Linked DNA regions of Mus musculus: region 2 is linked to region 1. A link is a loop called in an ENCODE intact Hi-C map of the cell type or tissue named here. Cell type or tissue: left cerebral cortex. All regions are shown on one strand.

Region 1 (8,000 bases):
CTTAGGTGGGGGGTTCTTTCGGATAGTAAATTTGCTGCCTTGGTCTCAAGTATTTACATATAACCTGACTCCCAGGTTCTATTGATTTCCTAATTATAACCATCAGTTTCCTGTCAGAAACTAACCTTTATAGATATGGGATTGGATTGTCCAAGACCACAGGTAGATTGTGATGGTTTCCTTTCTATGAATGAGTCACTGTATACCCGGGAGGTCTCAGTTTCACAGTAACACTAAGAACAGTGTTATTTGCCCAGATCTTAGGGCAGACATAGATCTAGGTAGACTAGAGCCTCCACCCCCAATCCCATGCCACCTTCATTTTTTAAAGTAGTAGACCCACAGTGCCAAAGAGCTGCCTCTGGATCTAGTATTTTATAGGAATTCACCTGGAAGTTGGGTTGGGTCTCAGTGGATAAAATAGCTATAAGCTCCCTGATTTCAGTCTTTCTTAATTCCTGTACCCAGTGTCTTGGCTTATGGGAATTATGGGCCTTTTACAATTGGAGACAAAGAAGACAAAATAGGACAATAGTCATAGGCTTATTATGTCAGTCATATCTTTAGTGTGCCAGAGAACCTGATGATGAGCCATCTATTGTTGTCCTCAGTAGCCTCCTTCAGCTGGGTGTAGTGGACTTACGGGGTGACACCAGTGACACTCACTGCTTTATGGGTAGTGGTGACCAAATGGTATGGACATTTCTATGTTAGGTCAAGGCACTGGGTTAGGATTCTATTTATCTACACAAAGGCAACAGACTGAAGGCTGTGGGTAGGCTCAAACATGGGCAAATGTACAGCCTCTTGAACATTCTGAGGACTAGTCCTCAAGGCTTACTGCAGAGCCTCTTAGGACTTGAGTGGGGAAATGGTTAGTAATGTCTGCCTTATGAACTTGTCTTGATAGAGAGAGGGGGACCCCCCAAAACATGATTTCAAATGGAGTGAAACCTTTTCTATTTGGGTGTATCTATTCCTTAAGAGGGCAAAAATAGGAATTGGTTCAATTTTCATAAATCTCAAGAACGTCTTAGTTAAAGCTTCCTTCATACCTGTCCTGAGTTTTGTGGCATATGTAGTTTCCAATCAAAATTTAGGATCCTGGCCAGATTTGAGGAAAATTTGGCCACAAAGACAGACCATTATCAGATTCCAGGGACAAGGGCAATTCAATCCTAAGAATCAACTCTTGGAGGAGTTTCTTGGTGGCCACTGAAGCCATTTCTAGGTGGGATAGGCTTCCAACCTGAGCAAAGGTATCTATGAAAACTAATGAGTATGCATACCCCAAAACTATGGCTTTGATATCTGTAAAGTTCAATTCTTAATGTTTCCCATGGGTACTTCCTCAGGCGCAGGTCCTTTGAGGCTTTCATGCTCCTTTGGGAGTCAGTTGTACACCAGCAATACATCTGAACACAATGTCTTACACAAGACTATCTAGCTGAAGTATATAAGCATAGACACTAATATTTCAGCCATTTTGGATGCCTTCAGAGGGGTGACCTGGTAGAGTTTGGTTACTATTTTTCTTCTGATAACAGTGGGGAGTATGAGTCTCCCATCTGGCAGGAACCACCATCCATTTGCCTCCTGTTTGGAATCATCCACTGTTGCCCATTCAGTTTATTCCTGTGTTTAGTTTAGACACTGAAAGCATAAGCTTGGGAAGGATAACTAAGATCTAGTGAGGCCCTGCTGGTTCTAGGACACCTTCTGAATATCCAAGTTTGCTTCTCTGTTTCCTTGTGCATTGATGGAATCCCTCATTTTGTGTTCTTTGCAATGGACAGTGGCTACCACTTCTTTCTGTAACTATTATGACCTCTAGTAGGCTCAGGATTTCGTCTTGGTTTTGATGATTTTCTGACCAAATGATGAGCCCCCTTCCTTGCTAGAGGGCCTCTTGGAAATGGGCCCTAGCAAGTGCAAAGTGACTGGCCATGTATATATTTATGACTTTGCCTTTCCCCAAGTGAAATACCTAGGTTAATTTTAGAAGCTCAGCCCTTTGTGCTGAAGTACCCTAGTTAAGGGACTGGGCTTATACTCTCCTTTTCAAGGTCATAACTGTGACCTTGACATACTTGATTCCATTCCGACCAAAATTGCTCAAATTGCTGTACAGTGCCTCTTCTATTTCTCATAGCAGGTCACCTGATAGGTCAGGTCTGATGGATTAGACCACATCAGTCACTCCCAGGCAATGATAGAGGGTCTCTGTTGGTTATCATCTGGTGATATGTTGACTGGGTTGATGGCTAACATTGTACAGAGTTGGATACAATGCTGGTTCAGGAGAAGTGCCTAATAATGTGTTATTGGATGTTGGATATCTAACTCTCTGAAATACCTCTACAGAATGAAAGGTGGTTAGAAACAGTTCTTAGCCCAAAGGCACCATAGCCTTTCAGGTACAAAGTCAGTAAGGATAGGGAAGGAAATGGGTTAATCCCTTACTTTGAGTATGCTGATGCAAGGATTTAGTAGGCTAAAATGGAAAGCCGAAAGCTCTCAAGGGCTGTCTATATGTGTGATGTTCACCCTTCCTTTTAGCAATAACAGTTTTATATCAAGTTGTCTTAAGGAAGTAAGGAATGTAGTTAATCATAAGTTTCCATCTGATCAAGTTTTATAATGAGATTTTCGTCATGGAGTTTTGTATTTCTATGGATGTTAATATACAAATGCAGAGTTAGACAATAAATATTGGAATAAAGATGACAGGTTATAGATACATAGAAGATTGATTTCTTGTTTGATAGATGATAGACAAGATAGGTAGATAGATGATAGATATATAGATATATAGATAGATAGATAGATAGATAGATAGATAGATAGATAGATAGATAGATAGATAGATAGATATTAGGTAAAGTGAAAGGAAGATGAATTACTTCTGGTCTTATTTATTCATTCTGCATCCCAACACACTTAATAGAAGCCAGTCTTTGCTTTCTGAGCAATTATACATCCAGACACAAACTACTGCAGTGGATGCCAGGAGGATGCTGTGTCCCACCTGAATACAGATAAGGCTGTAGTGCACAGAGGACAGCCAGACACTGCTGAATCCTTGGGTGCAAAGCTTTGGGCAAAAGATCTGAGTTTGTTGATTTTCTCCGAGGCAATGACTGCTACAGGACAAAATATCATTAAACATTCCCTACCAATAGTCTTAAATAGCAGAATTTCTTGGCTTCAAGCCCAGGGGGATGCTGTGATTCTACATGTTTATTGACATAAGCCAGGTATCTCTGCAGACACCTACCCTGACTTCCTCAGATCTCTTAGCCACTCTTCACAAGCTGGAAGCAAAACAGCTCAGTTTCAAGGCAAAAACTGCACCCTGTGATGAAATCCCAGGGCTTCCTCAAAGCAGGCTGGTACATGGCTCTCCTCCAGCCACTGAAGAAGAGGGAAGCAAGATGTGACTAATTCTGAGCCAGCTTAAGAATATGGCCAGTGGCTAGCAAACTGGCAAAGAGAACAACGTTTTAGAGGAAGAGGGATTTATTCATGGACACCTGTCAGAGGCTGTCATTCCTCTGGCTGAAGGATTGTCTGCATCTTACCATGATGTAAATCAGCTCCTCCTGGACTTAATAACTCTTCTTTATGGGTTTCTTCCCACTCATAAATAAACCTCATTCCATATGGATATTCTGAAAAAAAGTCCTCCTTGATTTGCAGCTCTGCTCATTGGTAGAAGCAGATGCCAGTCCCAGGTCACAAGGGAGCTTTTCTATGGTTGGCCCCTTACAGGAGAGCCCTCCCTTCTTTGCAGTAAGGTCACCCTTGAATAAGGCTCCTTCTAAAATGTTCTCATTGGGGTCACAAGAAAAGCCTATTTTCCAAAGGCAAAGAAGACTGTAAAGAATTGGTTATTTTCTTCCCCAAAAGACTTGAAAGTATGTGGCTTCCAGCTCTGCCTTACTTCATCTGAACCTGGAATTCCTCGCTCTCATCCACAGAAACATGCTCCTTCACATGCAACTTTGTGCTACCCTTCTCAGTCAGATTGGACTGAGATAGACCCCAGCTTTCATTCTTCTATCATATGACAGAATAACACATTTCACTGTTCAGAGTTATGCATTGCAGTATTCAGGGTTTTGAACATTCTCAGAAAGGCCTCCATAAATATTCAAATTCTAATTTTAAAATGTAGTTGGAAAGGATGTTAGCAAGCATCATGTCCAACATCCTACCAAAGGAAGTAAACACCCCCACATCCACCCTCACAGACAGGCACTTGGGCCATCCCATTTCCCCTAGAACAAGGACTATAAAGGGATATAGCTCTATTTCAAACATGCTGTTAAACTTGAATATATATTACAACTAATTCTACATAAGCAGTATTTTTAAATTGTGTTTTCAAGATCTTGCAACACTCCATGGGAATTCATCTTTTAGGGAGAAATATATTAATAAAATATTTAATGGCGTGTAGGGTATGTCTTGAAATGTAGCATGCATGGTAATTACAAGAAATCAAATGGGCAAAAATGTATGACAATGACTAATTACTTGAAAAAAGAATACTGAAGTCCAAGTCTATGTTCATCAAAATTCAGATGACAAGTCTTAGCCAGGGTGTATAGATGTTGGATCCTTTGTGTGTTGTGCTAAAAGTAGATCAGAATGGGGGTAAAGCTTGGTAGGAGCTCAAGTAGTAGTTATCAGTTACCATATGGTTCAATAATTCTATATAGAATAGAAAAAGACTGAGGAAAATATATCTGCACACCCTTTCCAATCAAAACTGTTCACAACCAGATAACAGTTTAACGTGTGTGTGTGTGTATGTGTGTGTGTGTGTGTGTGTGTGTATAATCCTGATATATTTAAACTAGAGAAAAAATATTGGTATGTGTTTCATGAATACACCTCAAACATATTGTGTAAAGGGAAAAACATTAGACATAAAAGATTATGCAATGTGCAATGCCATTTATATAATATATCTATATATCCATGATAGAGAAACATATAGGGGCAAAGTTTGGAGTGAAGAGAGAATTGGAAGTGGCTGTCAATGGCCACAAAGCTTCATTTTGGCATACAAGTAGTGGTTGAACAAAATTGTGAGTGTACAAACTTTCACTGAATGTTGACTTTAAAATGCTGATTTTAGGCTTTGTGAATTTAACCTTAATAAAACATTTTTCCAGGAAATATTTATGTGTTTGACTCAGCAGTGAGGCTCATCATTCATATGTTTCAAAGAACATCGCTTCTTTTTCCCTGGACTAAATTTTGTTTTATTTTTATGTTTGTTTTCTGTTTGTTTGTCTTTTATCTACACAATAACAAAGTCATGATGATATTCCCAAAAGTATCTTCCCTCTTCCCTTACCCCCAAACCGCCAGCTGGCTCTGTGCTGGTTAGTTTTTGTCACATGACACAATTTCTCAATTGAGGAAATGTCTCCATCAAGTTGGTCTATAGGAAACTCTAAAGGGCATTTTTAAATTGTTGATTAATGTGGACACAGCTCACAGTAGGCAGTGCCACCTCTGATCCTCGGTTTAAGAAGTAGCTGAGCATGAGACTGAGAGCAAGCTTGCTTACCAGCTTTAAGGTCTCTGCTTCTGTTCCTGTCAATAGGCTCCTGCTCTGAGTTCCTGCCTGACTTCCTTTGGTGGCATATGTCCTGGGAGTTGGTTATCATAGCAATAGAATGCAAACTAAGACACTAAACAATAAGAGATATATAAATCATCTTTCACATACTTTCATATTCAAAGGCATAGCCTCCTGTACCCCAAGTTGATCTCAAACTCACTATCTGAGTATAATCTTGAACTTTTGATCATTTTGTTTCTACCTCCCCAGTGCTGGGATTATGGGGTCATGTGATCACACTTATTTTATGTGGTATTGCATATAAATCCAGGGCTTCAGACATGCGGAGCATGTACTCTGCCAGCTCAGCTATACCTTCAGCATCCTTCCACTCTTGTAAATAAAGTTTTATGGAAATAGAGATATACCAATTTATTAACTTAGTCTCTTCAAGTGCCCCCTCCCGTGTGTGTGTGTGTGTGGTGTGTGTTTGTGTTGTGTCTTTGCACATGTATGTGAGGGTGTGTATGCTTTGACAAAGAGCAGGGGACACCATGTGGTCTCTTTCTTATTCTCTCTCTCATGTTATCTCATCTCCCTCTTTTTCTCTATTTCTTTCTCATCATCTACATCTATATCTATATACATATATGTGTGTATGTATGTATGTATGTATGCATGTATATCTGAGAAAGAAGAAGTCTAAGAGATATAGAAATATATCTCTTTAGAAGCAGAGTCTTTCAGAAGAACTTGCTGGGTTTTTTGAGGCTGGATTATCAACAAACCCAAATGATCCTCCTGTCTTCTCCACCTCTACCCCTAGTGCTGGCAACTCCAGCAGAGACTCAAATTCATGTCCTTTTAGGTGACAGGCATTTTTACACACTAGGCCATTCCCCTAGTCCAGCTGTTTGCTTCTTATAACATCAGAATTGCTTTGTGTTTAAACTCGAAAACTTTTACCCTCTAGTGTTTACACCTAAAGTATTTATGTATGGTCACTTTTATTAAAAGTTCATCAGCCTCTGATACAAAAGGACTTCATGAGAATCCTTCCATTGAAGCAATTGATAGATAAGAAAATGACAAACCCATACAGACAGTGAGGTTGAAGCCCCAAGGAAAAGGAACAAATTGAGGACCAGTTGTTTGAGCATTTGCCAACAGTAAATAATTCTGAAAAGCAAGAATTTAGCAAACGTCTCTAGAAACCAAATTGCTCCCATAAAAGTAGCCTAGATAATCAAGTTACAAATTTCTTAACCTCCTAATCATTGTGTATGTAAATGACCAAACACCCAAATGAAGTTTTGAAAAGAAATTGAAAGAACAAATACCATTTGCAAATAATAGCTCCTGCCTTTAATGTGTTTTAATCTTCCATTTTTTAAGCAGAGGAGGATATTTCTGGAAAAGCACCTCCACCTCCTCCCTTCTGTGACAACACAGCTATTGGAAGTTCAGAGATGCCCATAGTTTAATGTCAGGCTGCTTTTCTTCTGTTAAATCAAAATGAAATTAATTTTGAAGCAGCACTTTACATTTGTAACTCCATTTTCCTAAAATAGAACACAGCGTATCCTGCACAGGCATAGATTTTCAAAGACACTTAGAATGATACTTGGTTATGAGTATTATTTCTGAGTGGTAAAATTTGGGGGTGAATTATTATTATTACTATTATTACTATTATTATTATTATTGTGTTTTCACATATTGTTGAAAAACATTGAGCTTTTTTTTGTGCTGTTCTGTTTTGTTTTTTTAATTGAGAGTCAATGAAAACACAATGAGATGTTCTACTTAAAGTGGTTGTACACAAGTAAAGGCCCACTCCTTCCTTTGTATATTTTTGAATGTCTCTTAAACAAAACTTTAAATATATTTTTATTGATTTTCTGGTAGTTTTATTTTTATTAAATTGCTCACAGTACCTAGCATAAGCAAGGCACATAATCCATGTTCATTAAAAATCATATTGATTTTTGTTTTCTAAAATGTCTCAGGGACTGTTCACACTTCACAATAGTAAGAGTTTAAAACATTGTTGACACAAAGTTACTTGTAATTTATTCTCTAAACTTATTAATTGCAATAGAAGTACAGCTAACTTCTTTATAATAACAACAAAAGAAAAGGCAATTAGGTAGTTTAAGGATGCCCCAAGCCTTTTACGCTTATGACAAAGTATTATATTTAAATGCACTCTGTCATAGTCTACTGCCCAGGGCAACAGTCCCAAACAAACTTTCTAATTCTTAAGACCATAGCCCTGTCACTTTATCTATATTATATTATGTTATATTATATTATGTATTATATTATATTATATTTATTCATAAGAGTTATGGTGCAGCACACACATATTTGGAAGTCACTTCTAAGAGTTGGCTTTCTTTTTCCATCATGTGGGACCTAG
Region 2 (8,000 bases), 140 kb before region 1:
CCATGGGGAATTTCTGTAGAATTAGATATATTGCTGGACGTGAATAATTAAGGATTCTGATGTGGTCAGGTAGATTAATGTCCCTCTGAAAGCTCTGGATCAATGTTGGGAAAAAATAAAAGGCATGCATAATTTAAAAAAAACCATCAGAAACTTTGCTTGACATGATGACATTACTGATATTTTTATGATCTTCTCAAATATACTCTATAACTGTTATTAATTTAGTATCGTTAATAGCTCATCTTTCACATGTCAGGCAAAAACCAAAGCTGAAAAAGTAGAACTGCTTATGCCTGGCAAAGTCCAGGAGGTAGATAAGGAAGCTCCTATGACATGAAGCCCTTGAATGCTTTCTGGGACCTCCCAGCCTAGGTCTCTGTTAGTGCATAGACACTCTCTTGCATTGCTTAACATAAACTAGAGTGGCCAATTGTGGCCCATTTCCTAGACAAATATTGCCCTGGAATTGGCTTGACTTCTTGTATGGTCAAGTGACTGGGGTACAGGGAAGAAGCAATTAGATGCTCCAATGGGTCCTACAAACATCAAGACATCAAAACATCAATAATGCCCAATATCCACAAGTTCATGAAACAGTTAACTAACCTGTGATGCAGGCCACTTCAAAAATACAGATGCCTCTGAAAAAGAAAATATATCCAGCATCAGCATTCAATGTTGATGGATTGCTTACTAGGTAGCTGGTCGTATACTAAGTAGCTTACAAACATTTCTCATTCGATTTTCACTACAACCATAAGTCTCAAAAACTTAGACTTCAGAGATCAGAAGCAATCTATATAAGGATACACAGAAGTTAATAAAAGCAGAAGCAATAACTCAAGCCAGGTCAGACTCCAGCTTATTGGCTTATTAGGTGTCTATCCTTTGGGTAGGGTCCTTGTACGTTATGTTAACCTAGATGAGCTGTTTCTCTGCACAGAAAGCACTTGGTTCATCTAGAATAAGTGTGTGGAGGGATGAAGCAGTTAGAAGTGCAAGAAACAGCCTATACCTTTTCTATAGCAATAGTCCCTATGTCCTGTAAAATTCTGCAGCATTCACTATATTCTTCAAATGCCATAGTAGGAAGGAGACCACCCTCACACAAATCAAATGGTTCTACATACCCTCACTGCCTGCTGAGAAGATCAGTCTCAGGAGTAACTACTGACAATAAAGCTGGAAGTTTAGATTTTTCTAATGATAGCAAGTGATCAAATAAATTTTTTTAAGTCCAGATATTCCAGTAAAGACTGGATTTCTCTTATAGTGCCCAGGTCAGTGAGCTTAAAATCAGCAGCTGTGGAGTTCAGAGCTCTTTCTCCTTCTCTCTCTCTCCCTCCTTCCTCACCAGCCCTGCCTCGATTTGCTTGTGCATCAAAAAGTGCAGTTGTGTGTCTTTTTCTGGTACCATGGGAAAATGTAGACAAGTGTTTACTTACCACAAACAGTACATAGCCAATGACTTGGGAAAGTTATACCCCATGAGGCTCCCTAAACAACTTGCCAGCAACTCCACTGATCAGAGGTTCTCCTCTCCCTAGTAGTTGTTGCTTTTTACATAACCTTGGAGGGAAGCCCTTAGTGTCTTGTAAAGGCTCTGGAGTTGTCTGAGACTTGACTAGCACTGTTTCCCAAAGGACCCTTTAGTGCGGTGTCCTCTTGGGGACAAACCCAAAGGTAGTCTAAAAGAAGAAAGAGACTATACGACATAGAACCAAAATACAAATACATGTATTTACTCATCTGAAATACCCAGAAAAACTTGTCTGATGGATCAAATGATTCCTTAATACAAATGAGTCAACTGAGTTACCCACGTTAATACAGGCTGAGTAAGCTAAGCCCACTGAGGCTAAATTGCTCAGCTGCCTGGGAAGGTGGTTGGCTGTCTTTTCAACACACACACACACACACACACACACACACACACACACGCACACACACACACTTACACACACACATACAGAGTCTCCTACTATTAAATTAACTAGCTATTAAATCCTCAGTCCAATAATAAATCAATAATTAATAGCCAAGGCACTTGGTTCCATTTTCCTGTATTGCATTTGCCAGTGATACAGAATGGACAGCCGTGTTCTTCTTTTCCAGACATTGAATTGCCTACTCCCACCCTCTTGAGTATGAATATGTTCCTACCTCATTTGCATCTGATTATTAGTGCATTGAAGCTACAGTCACGTATATCCTCTTTATATTCACTGGAAAATTAAATTACAAAAGTTTTTCTACGTTGCAATTTATGTTCAGGCGATTGTTTTTTTGTATTCTGGCAAATATTACGGTCTCCAGAACTTAATGAATTCATGAGCATTGATTCCCAAGGGGGGGGATGGCATGCATACTATATTAGAAAACTGAGAAGCTCAGCCTGATGTCAAAATGTTTTACTTTCTCCCACCCGAGCCTTCCATACACTTGGGAAATCGTGCAGATGCCAAGCAGCTGATGTCTGTAGGCAGCTGTCGATATTGCCTACAGAAGTGGGATGTTTGAGGGGTACCCACAGAAAGCTATGCCTTTCAATGTATCGAGTGATGGATGCTGCAGGATCTAGGTATTTTTTATGCAATCTATTACTTTAAAGGCAAGTCATTGCTCAGTGTCAGTCTTCACTCCTGGCCATTCCCCAGTTCCCGAAAGCCAGAACTACTACCTCTACCAGTAATCAGAAGTCAGAAACTTGCAGCCTACTAATTACCTTCTGTAGTTCTAGCTTTTTTATTTTTACACCAAAATTTAAATATTTGGAAATTTCATAAAACAAGGTCTGTATTTCTATTTCCTTTAAAAGATATGGAGATACTTTGTCACTGAGAGGTTGTCCAGTGTGTTAGACATTTAGGGCTGTTAAGTAATAGCAATCAGGCCTCTTTAAATATTTTTGTTTCTCAGTCTAGATGATAGATTTTTGTCACCTCTTCCTGACACAGAGCACCTACGGCCCTTAAAATTTACCCAGCAGTGAGAGTATTTAACAGATTTTCAAGATACCATAGAATTCTTCCTCTTCTTCTTCTTCTTCTTCTTCTTCTTCTTCTTCTTCTTCTTCTTCTTCTTCTTCTTCTTCTTTTCTTCTTCTTCTTCTTCTTCTTCTTCTTCTCTTCTTCTTCTTCTCTTCTTCTTCTTCTTCTTCTTCTTCTTCTTCTTCTTCTTCTTCTTCTTCTTCTTCTTCTTCTTCTTCTTCTTCTTCTCCTCCTCCTCCTCCTCCTCCTCCTCCTCCTCCTCCTCCTCCTCTTCTTCTTCTTCTTCTTCTTCTTCTTCTTCTTCTTCTTCTTCTTCTTCTTCTTCTTCTTCTTCTTCTTTCTTTTTTTTAATAAAGGCACTTTTGGTGAGCTCCTTGGTATCCACAGGATGGGAACTGATTGGCAACAGTATCAACCATGTGATTGGAAGGTCACAACTTTGAGTTTTACTACCTAACCTCTCTAGGCAGGGGAGGCAGGCTGCAAGTTGCATTAATCACAGTAGTTGGTATTTTTTTGTCACATGCTTATAGAACAAAGCTTTAACGAGAGCCCCAAATAGCAGGAACCAAGGACTTCTAGATAGCAGAACACATGGTGATTCCTAAACAGTGGAACACCTCAGGGTGTAGACAGTTGTGTCTCTTCTGTTTGTGCCTTTATTATCTGCTGCTCATCTCTACACAGGGTAATATTTCCTCAAATGGATAAATGCAATTGCCTTAGCCCTTTTGGCCATTCTAAAAAATAAATCACAAGTTTTGTGAACCCCAAATTTATAAATTCTCAGTGTGAAATATGAGCCATAATCTTAGACTTGTAACCAACAGCTGAAATAGGAATGGACTCAACAGACTGAGTTCTTATTTTCTGGGTCCTGACTTTATCAGAACTGGGTTAAATTATAGCATCCCTGGAAAAGTGCCTAGTGAAAAAAATAGTACCCACTCACTTCTATCTCCCAAAGTGAAGCATTGTGTGGACATTGAACATTGATGTAGGCAACACAGACTTATTTTTCTACTCTCTTGAACTTAGTAATACCCATTGATTGATTTAATCAGAACCTTTGAACTCAAAACCTTACATACATCAGAATCACTCTTGAATTTACATCATCTATCTAATCTCTTTGTCTTACCTCACTGAGTATTTATCCTTCTATCCTTATTCCTCCTGGACAATGCCAAGAAAAAAAATGATGTGTGGCAGAAATCCAGTGATTAAGAGAAAGGTGGTACCCTGGGGTTTGAAGAAAACACCAGGCTCAATGTAGAAAGCCAATGTGCCTTGGCATGGAAGCTTTCACAGATGGGTTCCAGAGTTCTGACTTCTTAGATCTCGCTATAAGGCTTGCTCGAGTACCAGATATCCCTTTGAGCTCATAAAAATGTGTTCGTGCATAAACGTTGGCTATCAAGTCTTTACTACCCAAGGGGCCCACTTATGAGTAAAAGTGTTTTCCTCCTAGCAACAGACTTCAGAGAAGGTTCTTGTTTAGGAGAGTTTAGAACCACCAAGAACAGTGTGATGACCCTCATGACCTCACCTTTAGCATGGCATTGGTGGATGGTTTTGATGGGTGTGTGCTTATACCTGGAAGTACAAGGTTATAGTTCCATTTGAGTGGTGGATATAGACTGCCCAAGGTTGGTAGAGAGCAGGTGCCCTGGCAGAATAGGTAATCTGACTCAGAAAAGAAAATGAGCTTCTAGGATGAGTCAGCTTTGTGCTGTGATCTTCTTCCACCTCTCCACTCAAACTTCATAGCACACCCCATTTCCTTCCAGAGAACGCTGGATGAGGCAGAGAGTATTTTGAGGATATTTTGAGAAAGAAATCTGCCAGGGCATAATTTTTTACTTGTCTCAGCCTGGTGCATTGTAGGAAAGTGTCCGTGCTGCGAGTGGGTGTCTCTGCCTCCTCCAGTCTAGCACCATCTTGACAGAAGCAGTTATTCCAGAGACAAACCCGGAGAATACTCAGCAGTGTTGGGTATGACTTCTGTGTGGTGGGAGTAAGCATCCAACCTGAGGTTATGTGAATATAAACTGTGCTTGTATCTGCAGCCCCATCCTATCAGATGATGACTAATTGCTTTCACCTAGGAAAGCAAATCCTGCTTCACGATTCCAGTGAATCCTGGTCAGGAATAGACTGTGAAGAGGTGACTGTCTCCTAATGTCATATTCTATTTGTAATGCCACATTCTTTTTTTGCTCTTGGTATTTTGCAAAGAGCTCCCATCACTTACCTCTATCTCTGGTCTAGAAGACAACTCTCTCTCTCCAATCTCTTCATTACCATTTACTTCTTCATGTTTTAACACCTGATATAATCAATAGTTCCACCAACCCCCCTATCCCATCCCCCTCCCTCCCCTACCCATCCACCTACTCCTACCTCCCGCCCTAGCATTCTCCTACACTGGTGCATCAAGCCTTCCCAGGACCAAGGGCCTCTCATCCCATTGATGTCTGACAAGGCTATCCTCTGCTACATAGCAGCTGGAGCCATAGGTCTCTCAATGGGTAATCTGGTTGGTGGTTTAGTCTCTGGGAGCTCTGGGGGGGGGGGGTCTAGTTGGTTGATATTGCTGTTCTTCCTATGGGTTGCAAACCCCTTAATCTCCTTTAGTCCTTTCTCTAACTCTTCCATTTGGGACCCCGTGCTCATTCCAATGTTTGGCTGTGAACATTTCCCTCTGTATTTATCAGGCACTAGCTTCTCTGGAGACAGATATATCAAGCTCCTGTCACCAAGCACTTCTTGGCAACTGTAATAATGTCTGAGTTTGGTGTCTGTATATGGGATGGATCCTCAGGTGGAGCAGTATCTGGATGACCTTTCCTTCAGTCTCTGCTCCATACTTTTTCTCTGTATTTCCTCCCTTGAGTATTTTGTTCCCCTTTCTAAGAAGGACTGAAGCATCCACACTTCGATCTTCCTTCTTCTTGAGCTTCATGTGGTCTATGAAATGTATCTTGGGTATTCCAAACTTTGGATTAATATCTACTTATCAGTGAGTATATACCATGTGTGTTCTTCTGTGATTGGGTTACCTCATTCAGGACGACATTTTCTAATTCCATCCATTTGGTAAGAATTTCATGAATTCACTGTTTTTAATAGCTGAGTAGTACTCTATTGTGTAAATGTACCACATTTTCTGTATCCATTCCTCTGTTGAAGGACACCTGGGTTCTTTCCAGCTCCTGGCTATTATAAATAAGGCTGCTATGAACACAGGCAGAGGAACTAGTTATAGACAATAAAATAGGAAGAAAAACTTCTGACATGTGCTTACACAGTTGTCCATTATATGAATCTATTATTCATCTTATGAAGATATTTGGCTCCAGAATCCTTCACAGGAACCAAAATATCAATATTTTAATATCAAATGCCATAGTAGTCACATATAGCTTATATACATCCCCCTATATTCTCTAGATCTTATATACTTATAGATGACTTATAGGAAACAACCCAAGACAAATGCTGTGCAAATGATTATAATACTATATTGCTTAAGGAATAATGACGTAAAATAGGCACATTAATATATGCAGTCCTCATTGTCCATAATCCCTGGCATACAACCCATTTATAACAAAGGGCTGACTATATGTATACATATAAGTGTTTGTGTGCACCTGTATTTATTCAATAGATTACTCGGTGGACACATTTCCCTGGACTTCATGATTATTTCCTCTCCATGGCAAAAATGGATATGAGATTTCTAGGGTTGTAGTAGACATGATTGACTTTCAAAGAAAGCCACGTGGAATAGATGGTGGGGCAGAATGGCTGAAGGAACACAGCTGTGTGGCAATGCTTCTACTAGTGTTCTAGGGTTGTCTCAGCCCTAACCTTTCATTAGATTACCTGCATTATAAGATAATAGTCTGGGGGGACGAGGGAGATCATTCAGCAGTTAAAAGTATTTGCCATTCTTTCAGGGGACCTGAGCTTGGATCTTAGAGCCCACGACAGGCAGCTCACTACCTTTACTTACTCCAGCTCTAGGGCATTCAATACTGCCTTCTAGCTACTACAGATACACACACACACACACACACACACACACACACACACACATGCACTTAATAAAAGTATCTTTAAAAGTAGCTATTGGCTTTAGTTTTCTGTTTTCTAATGTTTGTAGGTAGATCTAATGCTAAGGAATGTATAAATTATATCCACTTTTATAGTGAGTTTCTAATAATATTGTCTCAGTCTGAATTGCACAATAAATTCTCTCCCTTACAATTCATATATGGGAGATCTAATTTCTTATGACTAAAAATGTACCCATTTTGAGCTCTCTTCCCAGTCTGGGGATGAAAGGGAAGCCCCCCACTGCCTTGCCCAGATCTACTAATGTTTACCTTCAATTATATCTGTCCCTGTATGCCTGTGTGGAGGTGTGTGCATGAGGATGCAGTTGCCATATGTCAAAAAAGATATCGGTTCCCCTAGAACTGGACTCATAAGTGGTTATAAACTGCATGTTATGTGTGCTGGGAACTAATTCAGGTCCTCTGTAAGAGCATCCTGAACTTCTTAGCCATCTCCCCAGCTGCAATTTTGGTGCTTTAACATCCACTCAATCTGTGGCTTATGGCATCCCTGACAAACTACCAGAGAAACATGATTCCTCCTAGTTGTAGTACATGGAGAACAGTATCTGACTCTTAAGTCTCTCACTATCCTTGAGAGGTGAGCATGCTGATAAGCTGCCTGTTTGTTCCCCAATGTTGTACAGTGAGCATAGTAGGCGATTTGCTTCCCATTATTATGAGGAACACAATCCTATGGTGTCTCTTCCCCCAGGATTGGGCAGTATGCACAGTACTGGGCTGTCTCTTTCCTCCTCATTGTCAGATAATGTGCACAATAACAGGTTATCGGTTTCCTTGCCATAGAGAAGCACATTTCACTGCATTGCTTTCTATTGAGTTTTCTACAATGGAGTTTTCAAATGTGAGTTCAGCGTGATTA

Evidence for each region. A loop is a pair of places that touch in the nucleus more often than their neighbours do. Peaks named below come from ENCODE experiments on the same cell type or tissue, not always from the same donor. Only the 100,000 strongest peaks of a DNase experiment are listed, where the experiment ranks them.
Region 2: a loop joins it to region 1, with 11 times the contacts of the local background. A loop is called at or near these places in 2 of 42 quality-filtered maps.

Annotation. Positions count from the first base shown.
Region 1 is chr14:71,584,429-71,592,428 of GRCm38, reverse strand. No RefSeq gene overlaps it. Among named protein-coding and RNA genes, the nearest start is that of Gm34819, 32 kb to the left of the region's middle. In left cerebral cortex, no CTCF peak of the experiment used is centred here; DNase peaks (open chromatin) are centred at 3,401, 4,228 and 7,018; H3K27ac peaks cover 1,477 bases.
Region 2 is chr14:71,725,637-71,733,636 of GRCm38, reverse strand. Gm34819 (a long non-coding RNA gene) reads right to left here. Exons shown (of 3, transcript XR_383575.3): 2 at 610-644; 3 at 1-13. Among named protein-coding and RNA genes, the nearest start is that of Gm34998, 40 kb to the left of the region's middle. In left cerebral cortex, no CTCF peak of the experiment used is centred here; a DNase peak (open chromatin) is centred at 4,908; H3K27ac peaks cover 1,784 bases.